Linked DNA regions of Homo sapiens: regions 2, 3, 4 and 5 are each linked to region 1. A link is a loop called in an ENCODE intact Hi-C map of the cell type or tissue named here. Cell type or tissue: ascending aorta. All regions are shown on one strand.

The links. Hi-C counts contacts between places; a loop is a spot of excess contacts. Peaks named below come from ENCODE experiments on the same cell type or tissue, not always from the same donor. Only the 100,000 strongest peaks of a DNase experiment are listed, where the experiment ranks them.
Region 2: it touches region 1 in a loop (6-fold over the local background); 6 of 110 quality-filtered maps call a loop at or near these places.
Region 3: it touches region 1 in a loop (2.2-fold over the local background); 12 of 110 quality-filtered maps call a loop at or near these places.
Region 4: it touches region 1 in a loop (6-fold over the local background); 84 of 110 quality-filtered maps call a loop at or near these places.
Region 5: it touches region 1 in a loop (4-fold over the local background); 17 of 110 quality-filtered maps call a loop at or near these places.

The regions. Positions count from the first base shown.
Region 1 is chr5:158,693,446-158,698,445 of GRCh38, forward strand. EBF1 (EBF transcription factor 1) reads right to left here. Exons shown (of 16, transcript NM_024007.5): 16 at 2,475-5,000. Among named protein-coding and RNA genes, the nearest start is that of LINC02227, 290 kb to the left of the region's middle. RefSeq lists an enhancer at 4,326-4,980. In ascending aorta, a CTCF peak has its summit at 2,256 (motif pointing right); a DNase peak (open chromatin) is centred at 2,256; H3K4me3 peaks cover 693 bases; H3K27ac peaks cover 1,190 bases.
Region 2 is chr5:158,803,282-158,808,281 of GRCh38, forward strand. All of the region lies in intron 8 of EBF1 (EBF transcription factor 1), which reads right to left. Among named protein-coding and RNA genes, the nearest start is that of EBF1, 290 kb to the right of the region's middle. In ascending aorta, no CTCF peak of the experiment used is centred here; a DNase peak (open chromatin) is centred at 2,043; H3K4me3 peaks cover 157 bases; H3K27ac peaks cover 3,405 bases.
Region 3 is chr5:158,872,711-158,877,710 of GRCh38, forward strand. The region is part of intron 6 of EBF1 (EBF transcription factor 1); the gene reads right to left. Among named protein-coding and RNA genes, the nearest start is that of EBF1, 220 kb to the right of the region's middle. In ascending aorta, no CTCF peak of the experiment used is centred here; no DNase peak of the experiment used is centred here; H3K4me3 peaks cover 2,466 bases; H3K27ac peaks cover 3,026 bases.
Region 4 is chr5:158,172,314-158,177,313 of GRCh38, forward strand. No RefSeq gene overlaps it. Among named protein-coding and RNA genes, the nearest start is that of LINC02227, 230 kb to the right of the region's middle. In ascending aorta, a CTCF peak has its summit at 2,813; a DNase peak (open chromatin) is centred at 2,798.
Region 5 is chr5:159,046,955-159,051,954 of GRCh38, forward strand. The region is part of intron 6 of EBF1 (EBF transcription factor 1); the gene reads right to left. Among named protein-coding and RNA genes, the nearest start is that of EBF1, 50 kb to the right of the region's middle. In ascending aorta, a CTCF peak has its summit at 3,017 (motif pointing left); DNase peaks (open chromatin) are centred at 3,697 and 4,637; H3K4me3 peaks cover 2,398 bases; H3K27ac peaks cover 3,398 bases.

The DNA of each region.
Region 1 (5,000 bases):
ATCTCCATGGAGAGAACATGTCATTATGACTTTCAAATCAGGCTGTGTGAACATCACCGTTCGTAACTTATCTTTTGGTCAGAAGTCTCAAACTGACACTCTAGGGGATTCTGGACTTAGTTTGGCCAAGAAAGTGTTTTTAAAACACTGTTTTTAGATAAGTTGCTGACATTTTAAAAATGAAAATTTTATGCCAGATTTTTAAATAATCTAGTAACATATCTGGCATTCTTGAGAAATGAAAGATGGGCAACACTGGGTCCACATTCTCACATGGGAGCAATTGCCTGGAGCAAGTGGGATTCTCACTTTGGACAGAGCATGCACTTGCCAGTGGCCCCAGCCCTCCCACTCCCTGTCTGGTTGTTTTTATCCCTAGTTTACCCCCTCATTTTTTGTTTTTCTTGAGATGGAGTCTCGCTCTGTCACCCAGGCTGGAATGCAGTGGCACAATCTCGGCTCACTGCAAGCTCCACCTGCCGGTTCACGCCATTCTCCTGCCTCAGCCTCCCCAGTAGCTGGGACTACAGGCGCCCACCACCACGCCCAGCTAATTTTTTTTGGTATTTTTAGTAGAGACAAGGTTTCACCATGTTAGCCAAGATGGTCTCAATCTCCTGACCTCGTGATCCACCCTCCTCGGCCTCCCTAAGTGCTGGGATTACAGGCGTGAGCCACCGTGCCTGGCCCACCCCGATTTTTTAACCAGCATAGCCCCTATGAACAAATATGGGGCTGTGAGTTTATGAGCCTTGCCATAGGCCCTACAGGCAGGAACTATGGCCCATTTGCTTAGTGTACCTGGCAGCTAGCACAGTACCAGGCACGTGGTAGGTGCTCAGGACATGTTCTGAATTGAACTCCCAAGCCCCACAGTCTCATTGTGCACATCTGCACACTCCACTCACATAGTTTTTCTGTTCCTAAATGTACCTTATGTGCTCCAAAGCTCAGTGTTCTTACACCTCCCTCATTTCCTCTGCCTAAGGGGCCAGGCCCACCTGGTTAGCTCCTGCTGAGCTTTTATACCTCAGCTCAAATGTTACTTTCTCTGGAGCCTTTCCCAGCACTTCAGGTTAAATCAGATCCTGCTGCAATGTACTTTCAGAGCATTGTAGACATTTTCTTCATTACCATGATTCGTTTGTTACAGGCACTTGAGTGGCTGCTTAACGTTCATTTGCCCCACTCAAGTATGAGCTCCAAGTGGGTATAATGTCACCATGGCCCACCGATGTATCACCATGTCTTGCCTAGCACCAGAGGCATAGGAAACGCGCAAAGTTTACAAGCATGAATGAATAAATGAACGATCGAGTGAATGAGCACTTTCAAGAGGTAGCCCTTAAAGACTGTAGGGGCCAGCGTGTCAGAGGTGTGGACGTCAGCTGTGCTCTGTGGAGCATTGTGGCACACCTGTCTCAGCCTGGCCGACCATTCTAGCATAATTTGAATATAAGTGTGTCTTTTCTGAGATGGTGTGCATCCTGAGAAAAGGGGCCTCTTGTTCAATCTTTATCTTCTGCATCTAATACAGGAAACTATATCAAACACAGAATTCAAAAGAAACATATATTGAATGGCCACACTTTTCAGCAAGTTTCTTTAAAAGGATGGCAGCTTCTCTAACTTATATATCACTCTCTTTCATTACTCAAATCGGGCTATATTCCAAAGCCGAAACAGTGCCCACCACATGTGACTGTGTTGCAGCCATCCTATCACCTCTGGCCATCAAGTTTCCGTTGGCCTACAGCCTATCTGCTGAGTTTTTGAGGCATTTTACAAGTATCATTAACCTCATCATGTTCAATAACTGTAAAAGTAGGAAAATCATTGAGTGTGCATTTAGAAAGACTCATGATCATGATGGAATTTAAAGTGAAACAATTTTACATGAGTAGGTACCTATCTAGTATTTGTGGAATGTTTCACTCCTGTCCAACAGGAAAAGTATCTTATTCATGTGGGGTTAAAAAATATTGATAACAGAAGGCTCAGTTCACACATGCCTCCTCATCAATGAGCCAGGGCACATAATTAGTTGACCAGAAGGCTCGCTGGGATTAATTAGCAGCTGTGTGTGAAAAGCTTGGTTCAGATTTGTAGCACGAAGGATAGGGGTTCTAGAATGGCCACTTCCTGGATTCACAGTTCAATCACGCAGGAGGATCTCAGGGCTTGGCTGTTGAAGTTGCTGGGGGCTCTTGGCTCCTATATGGACCGGTGTGGGCATGTGCACATCCAGCTACCGCCGGCAGAGGGCAGCAGTACGCTGCGCGTGTTCAATTTGCATCCCAGATTAGCAAATCCCCAAGGACCTACATAAGAAAGAGGGTGTCCCAGCACTACCCTAATTCCTTTTCACTGGGTATCAAGACTGATCTGAGTCATTGCAAACACAGACCTTTTACATTATGTTGGACTTTGGCTCATCTGAAATAGAGAAATGAATACACAACTAGGAGCTGCCATCACAGACAGGAAGTAACTTTAATTAAATATTGTGAAAGTTGAAAAGTTTTTACAGCTTGAATTTTTGCAAAAAAAAAAAAAAAATTTAACAATCTCTACAGTAGTTAGGTTCTCTAACAATTGAACTGTACAGTGTGTGTCTATTCAAAAAGTTTTGATAAGAAGGTGAAAGGTTAGTAGATTTAGAGATGACTTCATTTAAGCTGCATCCTAGTACAATGTGAGGCCAGGGCAATGTTATGCAATCCAGTCATCCAGAAGCTGTATTTTTTCCCCCAACACTGAAATCTTAATTTAATTCTTCATTTCATTTTCTTCTTAAAGCCATATTCTGTATTTAGGGGAACATCTTTTATTTGTAAAACTTTTGTGGAGAAGAAAGAGGATCAGAGGGCCAGAATGTCTTTTCATCTAATCAATAGAAATAGAAGCAACAAAACACAAATTATACACATTTTAAAGGCTCTTTGGACTTTCAAGAAGAGTTCTAACCACTGCACATGGCTGACAGATGGGTAGTGTCTGTTGTCAAGGTCTAAGCCGGACACCTTCCCGGCTGACCGTTCATTCCTTCAGAAACAGTTAAGGGGCTCACCAGATAAAATATGGCTTTAACTTGTGTACATCTTCAGGCCAGCGCTTACCACGCAAATTCAGATAACCTTTCTGAGTACCGAGAAGCAATGCGTCCACCTTGCTTACATTTTCCAGTTTTTTTTATTATTATTAGTCATCATTATTATTTCTCACCATGAAAAACAGCTTTCCTCCCTCCCCTACCCTCCCACAACTCCCCTCCCCCACCCACCCCAACCCATAAAAATCGCACTCTTGACAGCCTAGTGAAAACCATTGCAAAATCCATATGGGGGCATGCACAGTTGCAGCATTGTTGTAAATGATTTCTTGCTCTACTAGAAAAAGTTACATTGTCTTAAGGTAACAAAACAGTTCTTTTGTGCTTTTCGATTTCTTTGTTTTTTTTTTTTTCTTTTTTTCTTTTTCTTTTTTCTTAGAATGTTAGTGATGACTGACAGTTCTGGTGCACAGTTACAATGTACAAGTGAAATGAATATGATTTGCATTGTTAAGGCATCCAATCTGCTGGTTTATATTTATGTGAAAGACAGAGGAAATATACAAGCAGACTTAAGAAAGAAAGTATGTTCATTGATTTCTATGAAGTTTCTCCCTAGAATTTAATGCACAAAATGCGTCACTCCAAAGGGAGAGATTCCATGCATATTAATAGAGTAAAACAGCATTAGGGTTGTTTTGTAAGCTTCCAAAGCAAAGGATACATTTTTTTTTAAATCTACTGAACTAAATACTACAAGAATAATATGCTACTATTTTTTTTTTTTTGCCATATATTGGAAAAAACTTCTTAACTTACAAATAATACAAAAATAGACAATGACTTTTGGGTGGAAATTAAAAAAACTGAAGCATGGTTTATAACAATACTAAAAATAACTATAAATGAAATGTTTAAAAATCACATTGAAACAGCTAATACAAGTGTAGGTGACCAAACAAATACGCACTTTTCACGTAGCAAACATACACAATAAAATAAATTGGGGGTGGAAGGAAGAGGAAGAAGGGAAAAGCAATGTACAAATTCGAAAGATAAATACATTATTTATATGGATATTTTACAAAATCCCCTTTAAAACAAAAAGCCTTTTAATTAACTTTGCAAGTATGTGCAAGCTAAAGGTAGTGAGCTTTTTTTCTTTGCAAAATACGCAGTAAAATCTTTTTGTGATATTGAAAAAATGTCTTAAGACATTAAAATGTATAAATAGAACAACAACTTTGGCAAAAAATCACAAAAAAAAAATCTACAGTATTTATAACTACATACAAAAACACAAGAGCAAAGAAAAAAATATCAGGCAAATGCATCCTCAGAGCTTTGCTGCATCTTTGCTATTAATTCTTATTTTTAAGAACACTTCCCAGATAATGAGAGCAAAAATTCCCATAGAACAGAAAACTATGTTTTGGAGGTCTCAACCTTCTTTTCCTTTCTCCACCCCCGGTTCCCTTTAACTCTTAATTCCAAAGCACTTAACCTGTTGTTTCAATCTATTATGTTACAAATGGTAAGGGTCGACTGATAGAGGCAGTATCTGGAATGGGAAAATCGAAAATACCTGCCACGTTGCTTTTATCAACTTTTGGAAGATAGGTATGAAGTCTGCATTTAGGACGAGTAAACTTTAAACTTGCAAATGGGGGAGCGTACGTGAGGTTTTGGCTTGTTAACTGGAGGGCAGAGTGTGGAATTCTGTGCCTGGACCCTGTTCCATGAAGTCTCAAAGGAGATTCTCACACAGTATGTGTGCCACCAAGCTCTCGAGAGGCCATCGGCTTCAGAAGAAACTGACTTAAGTAAAAGGAGAGAATGAGATCAGATTTAAATATGCAGTTTTAACAATCTGTCTAGAGGCACTGGATTTTCGAGTAGAGGGAAAAATGTGATCACTTACATCGCGTTTTAACTTTCCAGGCTGCAT
Region 2 (5,000 bases), 110 kb after region 1:
AAATATTCCACTTGGACTCAGCGCACAGATATCTCTTCCTCCTGCTCGATCTGAATGCTTGTTTTTGCTGGTGTTTTTTTTTTTTTTTTTTCAGTGAATGATGACCTTCCTGCTCACAGCTCCTTAGCACTACAACCTGCCTTCTTTGATCCTGAAACTAGCAGCTACTGGACAGGCAAGAGGACAAACAGAAGGTTTTCTTCCAGCTGGAAGACTGGACCTCTGTATTTTCACCATGCACAGGAGGCAAATCTATTCTTTGTTTATCCATTCTCCAACTGGATGCTTTAGAAACCAGAAGCAATTAGAATGCCTGACCTGAACCATGGTACCAGAGTATGCAAACTTCACTTTCAGAATGCTAACTCCAAATAAACAAATAAACTCAGCCAATAAACAAACAAACAAATTTGACAGTTTCCTCATGCAAGGTGTAGCAGCCTTTATAACACTTATGCTGTTGCTTTAACTTGTGTTACTAGGGATTTGTTTCTGCCTTACTTTATTTTCTTCAGTAATTGCATTATGCAGTTAAGCATTTTATTGTTTATTAGGGTTTTTATTTCATTTTGTTATTTGTCTGCATTTATTGTCCTGTCCACTAGCATATCTAGATAATACTTGGCAAAGATTCATGTATTATATATGAAAAAGAGTCGTGTGTGTGTCTGTGTGTGTGTGTGTGTGTGTGTGTGTGTGTGATGTTTGTCACTTTAAGGAGAAATGTAACCCATGATACAGAGATCTCTCCATACTAGATGCAATTAAACCTATTAAATATTAAATGAGGAGATTGAGAATTTCAAGTGATTTTCATCCTTTATTCCAAAGTGACTTCATTTGGCAAGAATGCCCTTTGCTTTGACAGCATTAATGGCTCTCGCAGAAAAGAAGAAAAGGAAAAATTCACAGGCACTATTTGGAAATGTAGCTCCAATGTCCATCTACATTAAGGCAGTGTTAGCTTAGTGGTGAATATCTAGATGTACCTAAACTTAGCAAAATAGTGTCTAAGTTCCAATTTATGCCATTTGCTAATTATAGACTAAGCCCAAATTATATTCTCTTCCTATTTTGCAGCTTTCTTATTTTATTCTGAATTAGCAAAATTTTTCAACAATCAATGGACATAGCACCTGAGCAAGGGAAGGACAAAAATGCTGGTGCAACAACTGTAATCCAAAACATTCCAGGGCAAGCGCTTTTGGATTCCTGAGTTTGTCTGTCGGAGATCTGGAACTGTGTGCAGGTTCATTACACGGGGTTATTTGACAATTTAGCAGTAAGAAATCTTGACATTTTGATGTACCTGTAACTTCTAAATTGCACTTGAAAGACTTGTTGAAGGCTTTTTGATTTAATGACACACAACATAGCATTGTTTCATAATATGCAAAAATTGTTTGTTAACTACACTGCAGCTCAGAATTTTATAACTCAAGGTGTGACTACACTGTTTTCCACCTCATGTTTGATCTGCCAAATCCAAAATTAAAATGTACAAAATATTAATCCTAGAGCAGCCAAAGGCAAATATTGTCATCAGTTCTTTGGGTTTCTTTCCCACCTCTTATTCTATGACTGTCAGTCACTCCATTGCAAAGCAATGGGGAAAAATTGTCATGGAGGGTAAGAGAATTTTCAAAATGAATTATTCATGGATCCAATTGTGATATTTGTTGCAACAATAGTACATTCACGTGCCTCTGATTATACAATAAGTAAATAACTCTCTTCATCCTGACAAGGAGAACTTTTATGCACAAAATTATTTTTAGTCCAATTCTCCTTATTGTCCTGTTGTAAGAAAAGTTTGGGAAATGAAAGCCAAGGGGAAAAAAGGAAATGAAAATAACCTTCCAAAAATGGACACCCAATATTGTGAAAAGGGGAAACAATTTTCAGGTTAAAAAAATATGCAACTGCTTCTTCAAGGACTATTTAAGTCTTTATTCACAAGCAGTCTTCCTGGGCCTGGAAAATCATAAAGCCAAATATGAGCAAGTCTAGTGGAAAATCTGTGACGCTAATCTTGGCTGGAGTCGTATTTTTAACAGGCCTTGAATGTGTGTGCCGGATTATCCAGATGGCCATACAGGAATCGGCCTGATAGGATTAAACCTTTATGCTGAACTCTGCTCCATCTGTTCGCCAAGGTTTGCCTTTCCTTATCTGAATATGAATTTTTAGCCTCCTTATGTCTGGAGGCAGGACCAAATTCAGCAATAAAAACATAGATGCGTGCAGATAATTTAGCATTTCATTAGTTACTCTCAGTTCATATTACCTTGGTCTTTTTCTAGGAAATGTTTTTGCTATGAATTTTGCTAAGAAGAAATTTTAAAACATGTAGAATCTACTTTTTTGTTAGAGGGTTTTGTCTTTCTCTTCCTATTGAATTCTAGGAATCATTCAATTCACTATTGTAATAGGAGTTTACGTTGATGTTTGCCCACAAAGATAAAAAAGATATGGTATCCTCTTAGCAGAATTTGACTGTAAGATTAGATGATGTATAATTCCAATTGGATGAATGATCCAAGCAGAAGATAGTCACATGTGTTTTCTTCTTTTTTTTTCTATTACAAGAGGATCGGTAATAGTCATCACTTAACAAAATTAGCTACAACACTGTTTCTATCATTTTCATTAAGATTTCTATGTTTTAAGGAGGCATGTTTTTTTTTGCTGGGGCAGGGGTATGGGTGTGGGAGCAGAAGCTATAATTTGAGCTTAAACTGGAGTGAAAAAAGCAGACATCTGTTTTGTCCTCCATGTATATATCCCTAGAAGCAGTGAAGTCATTTATTGATCAACTGGAAAAGTTGGCTTATGGCAGGCAGGTTTCAGGAAAAAGGCCAGTGGGTTGCCATTAAGCCAGAGCTTGGTAGATGGCTCTGGGTTTCAACTCTATGACAAAGACAAATGGAGGGCTCTGACTACCAGGCACGGTGGAGAGGGCCAGTGACAAGTTTCCCAGGCAAACAAGGTGCGAACGAAAGAAAAAGTTGCATGAGAGAGGGATCTTTTAGAATCCTACTTGTGAGCTGGTTTATAGCAACATGATCATTAGATGTGCTCAGTGTGTTCACGATGGAAATCTCAAGAGATGGCAGCCTGTGTGCCCTTGGCCCTAAGAAGAGAGGATCCCTCCAGCAGTCTAGCAGGATTCCACAGGCTTCCTTCTCACAGTACCCTCACTCACCCTGGCTCTTGGCTCTATGCTGTCGTGAATGTGGGAGTCAAGCAGCTCATCAAATAATGTAGGCTTTTCCACTCACAAGTACAGTTATTATACTTAAGTAGTACCCTTAACTGAACATTTAGGGGACAGAGAACAGTCAGACTTCCTATTTAAGCTTAAGATGACTTACACTTATTGCTATGAATGTGCACATAAACATTTTGTAAAACACATGTCTTAGGCTCCTGAAATTGACAACAATTCTAGCCAGGTAGTGGTTCCCACTTTGGAAGTAGATGCCCCTAGGTGATGAAGCCTATTATAAGTCATCTCTTGTAAGATGGGCAAGTTCACACACACAACCCTACTGTCTATCTTCCACATTCTATCCTAAATGAGGACAGCTGACTGGATGTTTGATCCCATTACTCAATCTGCTTTTGCTTTGCCCATTACAGTAGCCACTAGCTACACGCAGCTATTTACATTTAATTTTCAATTAATTAATATGAAATACAAATTATTTCCTCAGTCATACCAGCCACATTTCAAGTAGTCAATAGTTATAGTGGCTAGTAGCTATCATATTGGACAGCACAGAGATAGGACACTTCCATCATCACAGGAAGTTCAATTGGATACCGCTGATCTCAGGATCAAGTTTTCATAACTCAGCCTATAACTGATAAAGACTAATCAGAGCTACAATATAGGGGGTGCCCTCCATAGACTAGGAACTGTGCTAGGAACAACGATTAATCTCCAATCCCTCCAATGAGGAGCACAAAATCAAATGCTCACAGGGCTAGGCAGGAAGGTAAGTCAATGAAATGGGATGAGGAGATGCAATGGGATTGGTGGGGATTGTGGCTAAATGTAGAGTATGTGCTTCATCCAAAAGGAAGATGATTTCTGAGTTTTCCCTACCCGTTGCCATTTGAGAATGTGGATCCAGCACTACCAGCTCTTCTGATTATAAAAGACATTAGTAAATCCAGGTTTTCATATAATCTCTCTATCTTCAATTGCCAGCAACTAATACATAATTTCTGAAGGTGCCATGCAACCCAAACATAAATATGGCTGAAGGCTGGATTCAGTTCATGATCTACCACTGTGCAACTTATATAAATCCTCAGAGGGCTCAGAGTCATCTTTTACTGATTATTAATTTCTGCAATCATTGAACTAATACTGTCACTGACTTACCAAACAATAAACATAATCATGGCCAATTCTGCTCCTGATCTTTACGTCTTCTCCCAAAACACACGGAAGTCCCCCAGTTGGCCTTTCTTTGCTATGCAGAAGATTTTCTATACGCAGTTTGAGAGATGAGCTCCTGTTCCTGAAGGATTTTTATTGTCATGCAAGACAGCATAGATAGTGACTTTTTAAGAAAACCATGTTTTGAATGTGAGCAGCATTTTGAAACCAACCTTGCCCAACCTTTAATAATGCACAAGTCCTGCTTTGTGCTTTTCGGAATAGTTCTGCTTATATTTCTCTCCACAACCGAGGCTGCCATTGCTAACATATTTCAGTGAACTTTCATTATTCAGAGCCTTATCATTTTGAGCCAGTTTCCTCTCCTCCCTGACACATTTAGTGACACTGCAATCCAGCGTTTGTTACAGCACAGATGTTTCCGTGGTGATGATCTGTGATGTCATAAGCACAGGAATATGTATCATTGACTTTGCCCACATAAGCCATGCAAAGAATGGGAAGTCCACTTTCATCTCAACTCTATGATGTACTGACTCAACTTCCTCAAAAATTACTCTTTGGGGTCTGGGCTGTTCTGTCTGGACAT
Region 3 (5,000 bases), 180 kb after region 1:
GATGAAACAATGATCTTATTTCATCTTCAATCATGCTTCACTTTTCTTTTCTGTGTGTACATTTTTGGAGGAACTATTAGTTAATCAGAGCCCTGCTACATACCATTAATTCAGTTCAATACAATGGGTATGTGCTAAGCTGTTACAATATGCCAGGCACTGTCCCTGGGTGTAGACCAGAAATCTCCCAGAGCACATTCCCTTTGAATAACAAAACAAGCTAATATTTTGGCTTTATCAAAAGCCATACCTTTGTCCAGGGCTCTTCAGTCAAGAATGACACTAATTTTTTTTTTTTTTTTTTTTTTTTTTTTTACTGCTAATCAACATTACAAGATCCACAATGGCTTAAAACAACCTGAAAACCTTCATTCATTAATGATAGTCAATTTCTCCCTCAACTCTGACTTACTATAGTGGAAATGGGACTCCTGTGCCATTAGAAATGATTTTCATCAATACAAGTGAACCTTCAATTAGAAAAGCCGACTGACCAGAACCCTAGTTAGTGGGGATTTTACTGTCTAAAGACAAAGATAAGTGAATTGCCCAAAAGTGCACGTCTTTACCCCCACTAGCATCTTAGATTCTACATCCTCTTTTTATGCATCACTCAACCCTTCCATTCCCTTTGACTCTATAGAATACACAGCTCTCTAGAGTGATTCGCCACATTTTGGCATTGCCACAGTGTTCCCTGAACTTCAATCACTCATAACAGCACCTTCAGAGTTTTTGCCATTTTTACCTATAATAATATTCACTTAATATTTTATGTATACTGACTCATTTCCTTTTATCCCTAATAAACTTATTTTTGAATGACACTTTCCATTCCTACTATGAATGAAAACCCATACTACTTATCTGAGATAAAAGAAAGCAACATAATTAAAAGTGAATGTAAACAAAATTTTAAAAATTTACTAAATTTTGGCTAGATACTGTTGCCTACCACAGGGTACTCATTGAAAACCAAGATGAAGCAAATGTGAGGGAGGTGTTAAAGACAGATTCCCACCAAACAAGGACTTTGGCCTCATCAGGAAAACTAAAAGAAATTTTAAATAAGATGATTTCCTTATCACCTAATTCAGTGCTATTTAAAGACACCTACAGGTACCACTTAAAAGCATCCAGCAGTATGTAGGTATACAGTGAGAAGTACCACCACCAGCAGTATGCAGATCAACAGTGAGAAGCTGCGAGTTGGCTAATATAGGTATGGGAAAGCTCACATCACACACATAAGGGAACACAACCTGTATGATGGAAAGAAGGCTAGAGAGAAAATATTGATCAGCCTAAAGAGAGGAGATGGAGGATTGTTTGTTAGTGATTTGTATAGAGTTGGAAGTTCCTAGGCCAGAGGAAAATTCATGAGTTTCCACTGGTAGAGGAGAAAACTAGAATATATCAGCAGATTATGAGCTGCCATGAATTTTTCTGTTTTTCCTCTTTAAACATGGATACTGATAATGAAATACCAGAAAAGTACACTCTGTGGTGAATCTGGCTTTTGATATTTATTAACATTAAATGGACTTTTGCAACTAAATAACACCAAAAAAAGAGAGAGGAGATACAACTATAGTATGTTCCTATAGCATGTTCCTACCCTCAAATAAATATCAAGAATATAATCTATGTGGAAGAAAGATCAAGTTGGCAGAAAAGGGAAAGGAGAATTAGGAAAGCAAAATAAATAGGTGCAGAGAAACTGTCACACAAGTGAATTGAGACTCAGTATTTAATTAGGGACAGCAAGCTTGCAAGGCTCTTGGTAAATGTCTACCGAAACCAACCACGTGTTGGTTAACACTGAGACATACAAACTGATCAATAGTACAAAACAAAAGGGCTCAGGTATGCATGTAAAGTCATACATCATTTCAATAAATTACGCTGTGTGTAGACAGGTTTTTTTTAGAACGATCATTCTGAGATCAAGAGCTAAATCATCTCAGCCACATCTTGATTTCTGCAAGACTCGGCAGGAATTATGAGGCTTAACAGCATTCTGACAATTAGCATATTATAAATACAAAAATGATATATTAAAGGGAGAGGAGGAAAAAAAAGGCCAGTGTTTTACACCTACAGTAATATAATTCCACTACTTAATGCAAAGTAACAGGCCTCAGAGTGTTTGGGATCCTCTTGTATGGTGTTATCTTCTCTATCAGTAAATGAGACTATGTGAACAGTACAACCTATAAATAATTCAAGGCCTGAGATGGCAATTATAGAACCATGCACAACTAGCATGAATATTTTATGAAGGCTAAAACAGCTCTCAGAATGAATCATGGAGAGATGAACACACACAAGCACACACACACACATACACACACACACACACACACACACACACACACCAGGCAGTTTTGGCCAAATTGTATTTCCAAGACAAGGCCTCTCTTTGATCTCTAGAACACCTTTATTTTATGGAAACAGTGATGATAGTTACATATTTTTCTTTTCTTGAATTTATTTCCTAAAATCCAAACAGAGGAATGAAGGTATGAATTTGTCAATAGGGTAGAGGAGCTTGAAACCGAGGAAGAAGGACAAACAATTTTTAACCTGAACTTCTGCAGATAATTCCAAGTGATTTTTTTAACCTTTCCAAATGGACTCTACAAAAAGTACCAAGTTCCAATGTATCAAAATTGAAACTGAAACCAGTGTCACTTCATGACTCAAGCAAGAGCACTTCCTATCCGAAAACTTCCCTCATATACATAAGCTTTTATTTCTAATTAGTCCTTGAGGAATACCTGTAATCCCTGCTTTCACTACATTCATAAGACAAAACAAATATTACTGAGCCATAAGCCTGAGCAAACAAGCTACTATATTTAAAAGTAGCAGCCCAGATGTCATACTCTATTAGGAAATGAGCAATGCCTAAGTTCTGAGCTGTTTCTGTAACCAAAGGATGTGCACAGCTGAAAAAAATGAAATTATATGAATTCACGTCTTGATTTCCCTGTGCAATGTACTTGTGCTATTTGAATAAGAGTTAATATTCATTTGAATTTTACAGAGATTAGCATTCATCATTTTTACCTGCCTCCTATTTACATATACCCAGATGATATCCATGTGGTTACACAAAACACCATTGTTTTCCTAAAGTCAATTTTAGCATAATTCACTTTCTTAATTACAACCTAAAACTGTAAAGACTTTTCCCAGTCCCTCCACAGAAGAATCTTAAATTTATGACCCTTTTGGTATGAATATGTGTGCTTTTCACTTCATTACAACAACAAGAATGGAACTTTAGGACTCTAGGATCTTAGCACAGGAAGGAACCTTAGATATCTTCTGATCCAACTGCTTCATTTTGTGGATGCGAAAAGTTTAGAGGCCAAAAAACTGTTCCATGGCATATTCGGTATCACATGACTAGTTGAAACACTACGGCCAATAATATAAAATATAATAATATTAGCAGGAACAAAAATCAGTAACAACCTCAAGTATTTACAGTGAGCTTGCAATAAAGCAGGCACTGTACTTTGCAGGCACTGTCTCCTTTAGCCTCCCAATACCTCTAATAGGTAGTATTATTATTGTCTCCATTTAAGGATACGAAAACTGAGGCTTAGAGAGATTCATGTATCTCTACCCTCAATCCCACGACCCCTTTTCCCTCTAGTGTACTCTTCAGGAAGTTACATCAGAATTCTCTATTTGAGTCTTGGCTAGAAGAAACTTTCATTACATGGACCAGTTATTACTGGAGACTTCCTAGATGGGAGACACACTGATGTTTTCGGTCTCACTGAGCCTGCTGCTTTGTGAGACCTCCGAGGGCATAGAGAGAAAAGGAAGCTCCTACAACCTGTACTGCAAGAACTTCAGGAAAAACAACATCTTTCCATAAAAAGTTTCACGTTGCCCTATTATTCAGTTTAAGAAGTTCAGAGCCACTGTTCCATGGGCCTGCCTTTTGTGTTCAATTTGGAGGCATGAAAATACCTTTAGAATTTGTAAATCTCAAGGCAACCGAGTGAAACGCCACCTACCGCAGCAGCTGGAGGGCAGGCCAGTGTTATGCTTTGATAGCCCCCTTTCGATTGTATTAATACAAAGGAAATTAAAAAATAGCATGATTCTCTCCCTTTCTTCTGCTCATGCCCAGCTTTGGATTTTCATAATAGGAGGGTAACATTTAGAGGTCTTTTTTACATTCGTGCACTAACCTGGTACAAATAGAAGTAAGCTGTTTGCTGTTTTCTTTTAGGTGCTCCAAAATATGCATGACTTTAGACCACAAAGTCAGAGAAATACCCTGTTTTATTGTAAAAGTGTAAAGAACTGAGCAAGTGAACTGGCTTTTGGCATGTATTTTCTTGAAGCCTCTATCTCCACCAACTCCTTTTCCTACTGCACCCAGATTCACTTCAGTTTTCCCACAGTTCCAAGCCCACAGTTCCAAGCCCAACTCTGAGAAGGTGCTGAGAAGAGGAAATCCAGTAACTGAATAACAGCCACTCTCTGGACTCTTGCCCCTATTCTTTTTGTATCCTCTAGGGAGCTACAGTGTCACTTACTAGGTGCATGCCCCTGAATGGGTTAATCTTTTCTTTTCCTTATTTCGACAGCCATGTTTACCTTTTGAAAAGGCGAGCAGAGGCACAGTATGGCACTGGAGTGCTAACTGCTAACACATGGGCTATGCTACATCTCGGCAAAAATTTCTCTCATACTTGTACCAGCGTCCCAGCCAAGATCAACACCATGAGTTTGATTTTCTTCATCATGAATTGACAGCTTATTTATCTCCATGGAAGAACTTTCTAAGCCCTTTAGGCACCCAGGCAACTTAGAAGGCATTCAGCTGACTGTTCAAAAATATTATTGCTTCATCAAAAATAGAGACTAAATTATTTCATTCCTGTTAGGCTGTTCTCTTTCTAGAGAGACATTTTAGTGACCCTGAGTTATGATAATAGTTTATAACCAAATACTACAAACGCACACACACA
Region 4 (5,000 bases), 520 kb before region 1:
TTCCTTCTTTAAGGTTCAAATATTATGGACTCTGTAAAGAAACTTCTCTTGATCCCCAGGTTGAACTAATCCTTCCTTCCTTGTACTTTGAACAAGTATCTGATTTGGCACTTATTACATAGCTAAATTGGAACTGACCATGAACTCTGTGAAGAACAATATATTTGTACTCCAACCTGTTCAGACTAGGTGCACCCTAATTGTCTGTTGAATTAATAATACCAATAATAGCACGAGTAACTATGATCTTGTTTAACTCTTACAAATATGAGAAAGGTACTGTTATTCTCCCTACTTTTCTGATGGGAATACTGAGGTTTAGAGGAGTTAAGTAACTTGTCTGAGGTCACACAGCTAGAAGGCAGTGGGACTGAGATTTGAACCTAGATATGATCATCTCTAGAGCTGAGTTCTTAACCAGTTCTCCCATTCTTCCATAGCCATTCACATGGAGCTTTTTCCTCCAGGTGATAAACACCTACCTCAAATGTTCCCTAGAAGCTGGTCTAGGTGAAACTGCCAAGACGGATGAGTAGAAGGGAGTTGGAGATTTCAAGCTGAGTTGGAGCAGAAGAACCTGAACCCATGTCTTTGCCTCTATATGGAGTTAAGAGGCAAATGTATTCAACGTTTCAAAGTATCTCTTCCTGAACAACCCCATGAGTCAGACACATACAAGTGTTGTGGCATGTTGGACAGCCTCTGAGAAATGGTACTTCTTTTCTTGTAGCTGACCTTTTCTGGGGCCTGTGAGCCAGCTGACCTTTGCATATCCCCTCACCTGCAATGGCTAAGGGATAACTCTTTAGTAACCACTCTTTGCCTGTCACTTGCATCAAGTAAATGGAAGTTGCCAAGGTTCAGCCGTGATCCAGAGCCTGAGTCTCACTAGCTGACATTAGGGTGAAAAGTGCATATGGAGAAATACCAGTAAGAACTTCAGTGGGACTGAAACTATGGATCATATGTAATGGGGAGTTGGGCCTTCTGGGTCATAACGGTGCAAAGAAGAGGCCTTTTCTGAAAGCCCTTGGAGCAGGTCACATATATATTCAGACATCCAGAACATCAGCATGTCCCTTAACCTAGTTTTCTCATTTAAGTTCAAGAAAGAAACCTGATTCCTGCTCAAGGCTCTTATTGCAAAATCTTAGAACTGGAAGGGACTTCGGAGATGACCTAACCCGACAAATATATAATATTCATCTTTCTACTGTCCAATCCTGTGCCCATAGCAATGGCAGCCATTGCTAATGGATGACAGTGTTCTCTCTGGAAAGGCCTAAATGCAGCCTCAGAACCCTTTAATGCCTAGTGATCCAAGCAACAGTGGAGTTGACCACCAACTCCAACCAGGACCTTCAACGTTTAGCTTCGCTCTCTTCACATGCTTCCTTCTTGGGTCTGTAGGATGAGGGACTTGGGGAATCTCGCATGGGCAATACAAGAATTTCTGTCTTCATTTGATGTTACCAGGAGCAACTGGAGATCTTGGGAAAAAGCAAATAGGTCAGGAGATATGAAGTTAGGGTCTAGTCTTGGTATTGCCACAAAGGAGCTGAGGGATCATAGGCAAGACACAAGCTCTCTGGACCTCAGTTTTCCTCATCTGTAAAATGAAGGGCTTGAGAGGACTACACAATGGCCCTGGGCCTTCTTTCAGAAGTGTGGCCTTGGGATGTTTTTGGTATGTTGAGATATATAGTGCTGATAGATGTTCCCTGCTCCTGAGAGGCAGGGTCTATGTTGTGCACATGCCCTACTCCAGCAAGGGCAAGCATGGGACCATCCCGCTGCCCCTCCATACTCCCATGCCTGTAGCAGACATTGACAGTCATTCACAGCACTCTTTTCTGCCCCATATGGATTTGATCTTAGAATCCTTCTCACTCTCTTTGGCAAGGGGTCTGAGCAGCCACCACCAACTGATCAGAGTTTGCAAGAGAAAAGAAAACCATCTGCCATCTGTTATGGGCTGAATTGTGTTCTTCCAGAAGTTGATGTTGAAGTCATAAACCCCCACTATCTCAGAATGCGGGCATATTTGGAGATAGGGTCTTTACAGAAGGAAAGACGAAACCGTGATAGAAAAAGGAAAGAGAAAGAAAGATTGCCACTTAACTCCAGATGGAGCCTAAGCCATCCTCTAGACTGCTTTGGGAAATTCTATTTTGTTTTGCTTTGGAAAAAATCACCTGAAGGCTGGGCGCGGTGGCTCACGCCTGTAATCCCAGCACTTTGGGAGGCTGAGGCGGGCGGATCACAAGGTCAGGAGATCGAGACCATCCTGGCTAACACGGTGAAACCCCATCTGTACTAAAAAAATACAAAAAACTTAGCCATGTGTGTGGCGGGTGCCTGTAGTCCCAGCTACTTGGGAGGCTGAGGCAGGAGAATGGCGTGAACCTGGGAGGCGGAGCTTGTGGTGAGCCGAGATGGTGCCACTGCACTCCAGCCTGGGCGACAAAGCGAGACTCCGTCTCAAAAAAAAAAAAAAAAAAAAAAAAAAGTCACCTTAAGTCCCAAGCATCAGACGCAGACTGTTGGCTCACCTAGAACGTTCTAGCTTTTTCTAGGAACTAAGGCCACAGATGGAAACAAAATCAGGCACTGGAGAAATAGGGGTGATTGGAAGACACTTAAATCTTCAACAAGGCTAAAGGGTTAAATCACATTTTTTCAGACCTGTTGGGGTTTGACTGGCTGAGACTTAAAAAGAGAAGCTGGGAACCAGGGAGCCTGCAGCTGGGAAAGTTTTTCTTCTCGCCTCTCAGCTAAGGGTCTGGCATTTCACCTGCTAGATGGCGCTGTCCTCTAAGGAAAGGCACCAGCTCAGCTTGAATGGGGGCTCAGTCAAGGAAACAGGGAACAACTAAAGTTGAAAAGAATTGATGGGCGGGAGTAGAGGGGATGGAGGCAGCCCTTTCCCCAGCAGCAACATCTCCTTCTGTGGTAGTGGCTCTTGTTCTCTTTATAGCTTTTATTTTGCAGTGTGGGAGTTTTGTATACTTCATCTGAAAAGTTACAGGGCCTTTGCTCTGAAGGAAAGTGAATAAGAAAATGAGCATGTGTGTGTGTGTGCGCACGTGTGTGTTTTGTGTATTATTGTCAGGAGGCAGGGATGGTCATGGAGGTCCCACCCCAAGGCTGCAACCTACAAATGACACGTCTCAGCCCTGGTCTTTGGCCTTGACTTACACCAGATCAGTGGGAAAAAGAAACAGTAAGTCCTTTCTCTATCCTGCCTGTAGAACCAGATGCCTGGGACTCTTGGTGGCTTTGCTCTGAAACCTTCTAGCTCAGCTCCATTTAGGGGCAAACTGCATGTAGGCACTGAGACCTCCGTTTCCGTGCAATTTTATTGTTAGACTGACAGGCTGGCTCCTGGTCTGCATGTGAAATCAGGGACACAGCCTGCAACTACTCCCACTCTATCAGCAGCCAGAAAGAAGGAAAACAAAGATAAGGGGAGGGGTGATGGGGGGATGGAAACCAGGAGGGGACCCATGAGGGAGGGGAGGGAGGAGCAGAGAGAGGAGACAAGGGACAAAGAACAGAGGTGAAAGATGAAGGGTGTGGGGAAGGGAGAGTGGGGCAAGGATGACCAGGTGTCCAGAAAGGAAGAAAAGGGCAATGGGGAGAGGCCACTGGGAAGCAGAGAGGCCGGCAGGCTGGCAGAAGTGGGAAGAAGACACAAGTGAAGGGAGGGGAGGGAGGCTTCCTTAAGCAAACAGGAAGACAGGAGGAAGGGAAGTCTAGTAATTAGGGAAAAGCTGACCAAAACCCAGAAAGGAGGAGAAGACTACTACAGTAAGGAAGCTGCAGAAAAGCCAGGCAGGAGATAGAGACAAGGAAGCTTTGAGGCAGGAGGCTCTGGAAACAAGGGAGGCAGAGAGCAGAGCTGAGCTAAGAAAGGAAAAAATCCAGGAGAGGGAACCAGGAAAACAACACAAATGAGAGTGAAGGAACAGGGAAAGAGCCATTAAAAGAATGCTTACCTTATAGTCGTAAAAACTGGAATGTGTGTGTTTTGGCCTGCGGCCATTGTCCAGGAAACACAGTGTGGCTTTTAAGCAAGTTGTGGAGTGGCGGCATCCACATGTTAGTAGCTCGCCCTGGTCTGCTGCTTTGCAATGCAGCTGTGCGGAGCTGCCCTCTTGTTGGCTGGCAGCCTGGTGCTGGGGACATCTGATGGGGTCTGCTGTTTGGACAGAGGGGCATGCCTGCTCCATTTATGGTGCTCCAAGTTCAGGCATCAACATCTTTTCCAGGACAAGAGTTGAGATGTGGTCCCTTTGAGGATGTTTCTCGGAGGGACTGTGGTTGAGGTTCTCAGAGGGCAGAGGGGGAGACATGGTTAAAGGCCATAGAGGGTGGAGATTTAGGGAACGGCCTCTGGAGTCTGATGGCCACCATTCAGTTCCTCGTTTTATCAATTCACTGCATAAACTAGCTCATGTCACTTCATCTCTCTAGACCTCTCTGGGCCTCAGCAACTCATCTGTAAAATGGGGTCGCAATCATACCTGTCTCATAGGGTTCTGTCTGGTAAGGCTTAACTGAGATGATCATGTGTCTATCAGAGTGGCTAGCTCATATTAATGCTCACTCAATGTTAGTATGCTTATTGCTGTTAGTGTGATGTTAGCATATTAAATGTTAGTAGGATTCTGTGTATGATCATTAAGGACTATATAACTGTATGGGTGTCTGTGTGTGTGTTCTGGGGGACTGGTCCTTAATGCAGACTAAGGGGCTTAGATTTGAGGATATTTTATCATGAGAATTATCTGTGCAAAGCATTGTTTGGGAAAATAAATCCAGTGGTGACACATGGGCTTCTCTGGGGAGCAGGGAGACCATTTTGGTGACCAGAGCATGCATGAGAGAATGGGGTCCTGAACTAGGGGACATGGGTGCTAAAAAAGATTTAAAGGGCATTTTGAGAGACACCCCAAATCCAAAGAACTTTATGATTGGATGGGTAGGTGGTAGGAGAG
Region 5 (5,000 bases), 350 kb after region 1:
CTGGACAGAATCCGTACCCTCCACAGCCACAAGCTACATTGCTTTTCATCCAATAACTCATTCAATAGATATTACTGCGTACCGAGTGTCTGGCACTGTGTTTATTATTGAGTACTGAGTGTCAGGAGGAATAGAATAGTAAACAAACAACCACAGCTCCTGGCTGCATGGGGCTTAGAGCATCCTATGCTGGGAACTGACCCAGCTGGGGAGTGAAGGTGTCTCTGAGAACTGAAGGGAAAGGGGCTAGAATCTGACGGATGAATTGAGCTTCTCAGAGAGGAAGGAATGTCCGTGACAGAAGCAATGGGAACAGCAGATGAGTAAGAAAGTTGGCTTTTATCCTAAGAACAATAAGGAGCCACTGATGAGTTAAAGGCTACAGAATGTCGTGATCAGCTTCGAATTCTCAAAAGCTTACTTTGGCTCCTATAAGGAGAGAAGGGTCTCTAGAGAAACCAAAAGATTGCAGAGACACCAATCTGGAGTTAAGGCAGGAGTCAGGTGGCAGAGTTGGGGTGGCGCAAAGGGGACAGAGCTGAGAGATAACTAGTATGGCTGACAGAGATGGGGGAGGGGCAACAGCAAGGATGACTCCTCGGTTCCTATAACTGAAGGGACAGAGAAATCCATCAATAATAAGGAGGAAGATGAATTCATGTTTTGACATTGAGTTTTCATCCACATGAATTTTATGTTCCCCTTTGTGTAAAAAGACTCCCTACAAAAGAAAACCCATACCTCTTCTCATGCCCTTCAAGGTCCTTCACACATCAGCCCCAACCCTTTTGTACCCATTGCCACATACCCCATTACTGCTATTTCCCTCCCACGGGGGTATAACCTTTCCAAAACTTTTAGTAAATTCATAGAAGCCTGTCTGAACTTTTTCTCTCACATCCCCCATCAAAGTCTGCTTTCTGATCCTTGCTTCTTGGAAGGACACATGTTCAGCATCTTACAGAGCTGCCCAACCCAGAACTGTCTGCATTTCAGACAGAAGAAAAACCTCCAATCATGTCTCATTCATCTTTGCATCACCTGGACCTTTCAGGAGATAGGCACTATATTTTCCACATGCTCCATGTGGAAATACCTTATTCTCCAGAGCAAAATCATAACACCTGGTCCAACAGCATGAACACTCTTAGGGAAGAAGACAGAATGGTCTCCAGACATACAATGAGCACTCAACAAACATTTGTGGTATATGAATTTGTGCACTTCTTGATGGACTCAATGAAGAATCACCAGATGCCTCCTACACCCAAGTACGCAGTAGGTACTCAATAAAGAAAAAAGGATGGACTATCAAGCTTCCCTCCCCATAGGAACTTTACACTCAGCTTCTATAACAGATGCATCTGGTGCCTACCTCACATCCCTGTGTCCCACCTCTGACTTCAGCCACATGTCTGACCCTGACCACAACCTGCTATGTCGTGGCTTCCTTCCACGGCATGCCAACTCTGAAGCAGATGCCCAGCCTGCACACCAGCACCCTGGGACAGCCCTCAACCAAGAGGGGACAGGTGCCAGGAGATAATGCTCTAGCCTCTTGTACTTCTGGAGCCTGGCTCTAGGAGGCACATTTTACTCTGTCCCTTAGAAGATTCCAATGGGACCATGTACCAGCCACAGCAGTGACTCTGATAATACATCACTGCCTTACTTTTTCTTCCTTGCCTTTTTTCCCTCTTCTCTCTCCCTCATTTCCTGCTTCCTAAGATCATGCCCATATAAACTACCTGCATCCAAATCCCTGCTGAAGGTCTAATTTCTGGGGAACTGCAAACTAAGAAAGCCTCTGATCTAAGCCAGCCATTTCAGGATCCACAAGAGACTCTTTCACTCTGGCTGATGAATTCCACACCAAAAACAGGGTGAGGGCCGTTCAGCAACTTTTCAGTTCTGTTGTTCTCTGAGGACATCTGTGGATGTTTTCAGTGGAAGCAGTACACAGTAAGTGCTAAATACACATGTCTTCCAAATTAAATCCAGGTAAAAATCCAGCTTCTTCACAAGTAGTAAAAAGGAGGTAATAATGTACATGGCATCCCAAATTATTCATTTTGTCACACCATTCCCCTGCATTCGTCAGGATTTCATTTGGCTCCTTTTTCCAACCTTAGCCCAGCATGCTAGCAGGTATTTATCAATATATTAAATGCTACTTAAACTTCCTAAAATGATCCCAGAACAGTAAAGGGGAAAAAAGCTTCTGATTTAAAGCTAAACATACACAGCTATCCATTAGCATGACAATGTCTGCATTTTACTTAGACATTGCCATTAATAATGAAATGATGTATGATTTCCACTCCAGCAGCTCTTCCTTCCTTGCACAATCAATTATACATTTAAGAAAATACTTAGTGGATAGAAAGCTCCTCTAATTAAGCATCACTTGAGGGAGCTTGTGAGATTCTTAAAACTAGAAAAGATATCTCAGAGAAGTAGGATGGTGGAGGGAAAAAAAATCCACTCAAAATGTTTGAGTCTTGATTAGACAAACTCTCAGGCATTCTGAACCACTATGAAAGGAAAAACTCACACACACATATATTTTAACCCAATAGACTTTGAGGCGAACTAAATATTCTGCAAAATGTAAAAACTTTCTCTTTGTTCCAGCTAAGAAGCCAGGACTAAATTGAAATTAGATATTTTGGTTGAGATCCAGCCCCAGCCCCAGAATTGCTGTCCCTTTTTTGTCTTCCCTGTCAAAATCATTGAGGAGTTAAGATAGTTGGTTCTTCAGAACTCTGGAAATTGTCCAACGTTAGAATCAAATAGAAATAGCATAAGATTTCCCAGAAGGCAAAACAAGGATGGTTTTCCTCACTAAAATTATTACATATCACATCGTGTTCTTGGGAGGGGTGCTTATCTGGTGATAATCTCCAGAATGATTTTACATCCCGGTTGTCCTACAAAACTAACTCTCTCCGACACAGCACAGCAAATTCATTCAATTTGGTGGGTCCTAACGCTTTCTCTTTCTCTCCCTCTAGAGGCAGAAAATGAAGCACTAAATAAGGTTTAATTTCACGGCATTAAAAACAAAACCAAGGATAAGCCACTCTGACAGGAACAGAAAGCAGGCCTTGGAAGAAGGCAAGGAGTATGTCAAGAAAGTGGATACAGGAGAACCAGGGGACAGCGGGGAGAGAAGTAAACAAGAGGTTCGTTTCTCTTTCTCTCTCTCTCTCTCTCTCTCTCTCTCTTCTCTCTTTTCTCTCTCTCTCCTCTCCTCCCTCTCTCTCTCCTCTCCTCCCTCTCTCTCTCCTCTCCTCCCTCTCCCTCTCTGCATTGCTCTTCCTCTGCCCCTGTATCTATGACTCTGTATCCCTGTCTGTCTCTTCCTCTTGTTCTCTCTTGACTTCTACCCCTCCATGCTTCCCCACCAGGACCATCAGTCCTCCCACAAGGGACTGTCTCCCCTCCTGCCCAGGTGGCTTCTCCTACAAGAGGAGACAACAATAAATTTCCAGGACAATGTACGTGGTGTGGGTGTGATAAACATGTCACCAGAGACAGCAGATGTCCCTTGACTTTAGTGACTTGGCCTTCAGAAGCCCCTCCTTTCTCCAGCTCCCCTGGGCCCCTGAGTCTCAGTCATAGCTCTCAGAACTTTGGTCAACTGTGCTAGGCCACCAGTTACTTTCTGCACACAGGCCATAAGCATGTTTGTAACATACTTGTGCATGAACTCCCTTATAAGGGTTGACTGACTCCTGCCTCCGTTCATCCTGCTAGCCAGTCTGGCTGGGTTCAGCCAGGAGCCCTCCTTCCCCGCCAAGGCTTAGAAGCAAACTCAGAAGAAACCCAGCGGCAAGCAAGAATTGCTCCCGGAGGGAGTAGTGGGTACAAAGCTGGGTGCCTGTGCTCTTTTTAATTCCCCATTCTGGCAAAAAGAAAACCTCAGGTCTGACTTTAGAGCCTTTGACACATAATTGGTAGCCAATTTTCCTAAGTGGTGAGTCAATTTTCTGCTTGTGAAATGTAACTTTACCCTGGTGAACACCAGGCCCCAGGGTTTTCAGTGTGGCTTAACAGCAATTATACGAATGTTAGGAAGGGGGGAAGTGTTAAAGTCCCTACATTTACATTTGTTTTTTATGTTTTTACCTCTTAAAGGGATAGGAGAAGTCTCCTAACCAAGTAACCTATGAAAAACTCACCCAAAGACAGGCACAGGATATCCTGGGAAGGAAAACCATTTTGAAGCCGCACCACAAAGGGTTCCTTTTTTTTTTATTTTAATTCTCAAATATTCTCACAAGTAGTGAGATGTCACGGGGAGGGCACAACATTTAGAGGTCAAGGCATCCTTTTCCTGGTTCCCCTTGGGCTACTTTCTTTGCTCCCACCCTGTCCCCTCTCTCCCCTCCCCAGCCCCCCAAACAAATCCCCCGGTGAGCGCTAGGCCCCGCCTCGGGCCGCATTCCCTCCCCCTCCCCCCCGCTCCCGCAGCCCCCCACCCCCCCACCCCGCCGCCCGGCGGCTGACGGCTCCCGCTCCACATGTGCGACTCGTGTTTCGGCTTTCGCTGGCGACAAACTGGAGCCGGGGCCTTTCCGCTTAGGAGGAACTCGCTACGTGTCGCTAACAACAACACAAACACCGCCGGCCCGGCTCGGTGCTCCGCTGCCCACAGTGCGCTCGGCACCAGGGCTGGATTTATAGCAAGGAGCCCCGACTGTAAGAAGTAATTCATGAGTCCCCACAATGCCACTACTGAGAGGCATTCAGAAGGGGGGGCAAGACACGGGGTGTTCCTGCTCCGTGGCCTCCATCCCAGCCGATCCCGCTTTGCAGTTGTGCACAATCACAATCGCAGCCAGCAGTTTGCCCTCATTCATTTTGCACTTTTTCTTAATAGAGTGGGAGAAAGTCATCTCGGCCACCACCACCCTTTTATCACAATTTGTTGAAACCCCAAGAGGCTTAAAATACGTTCTTTTGCCATTTATAGTTGTAACAGTATTACATACAAA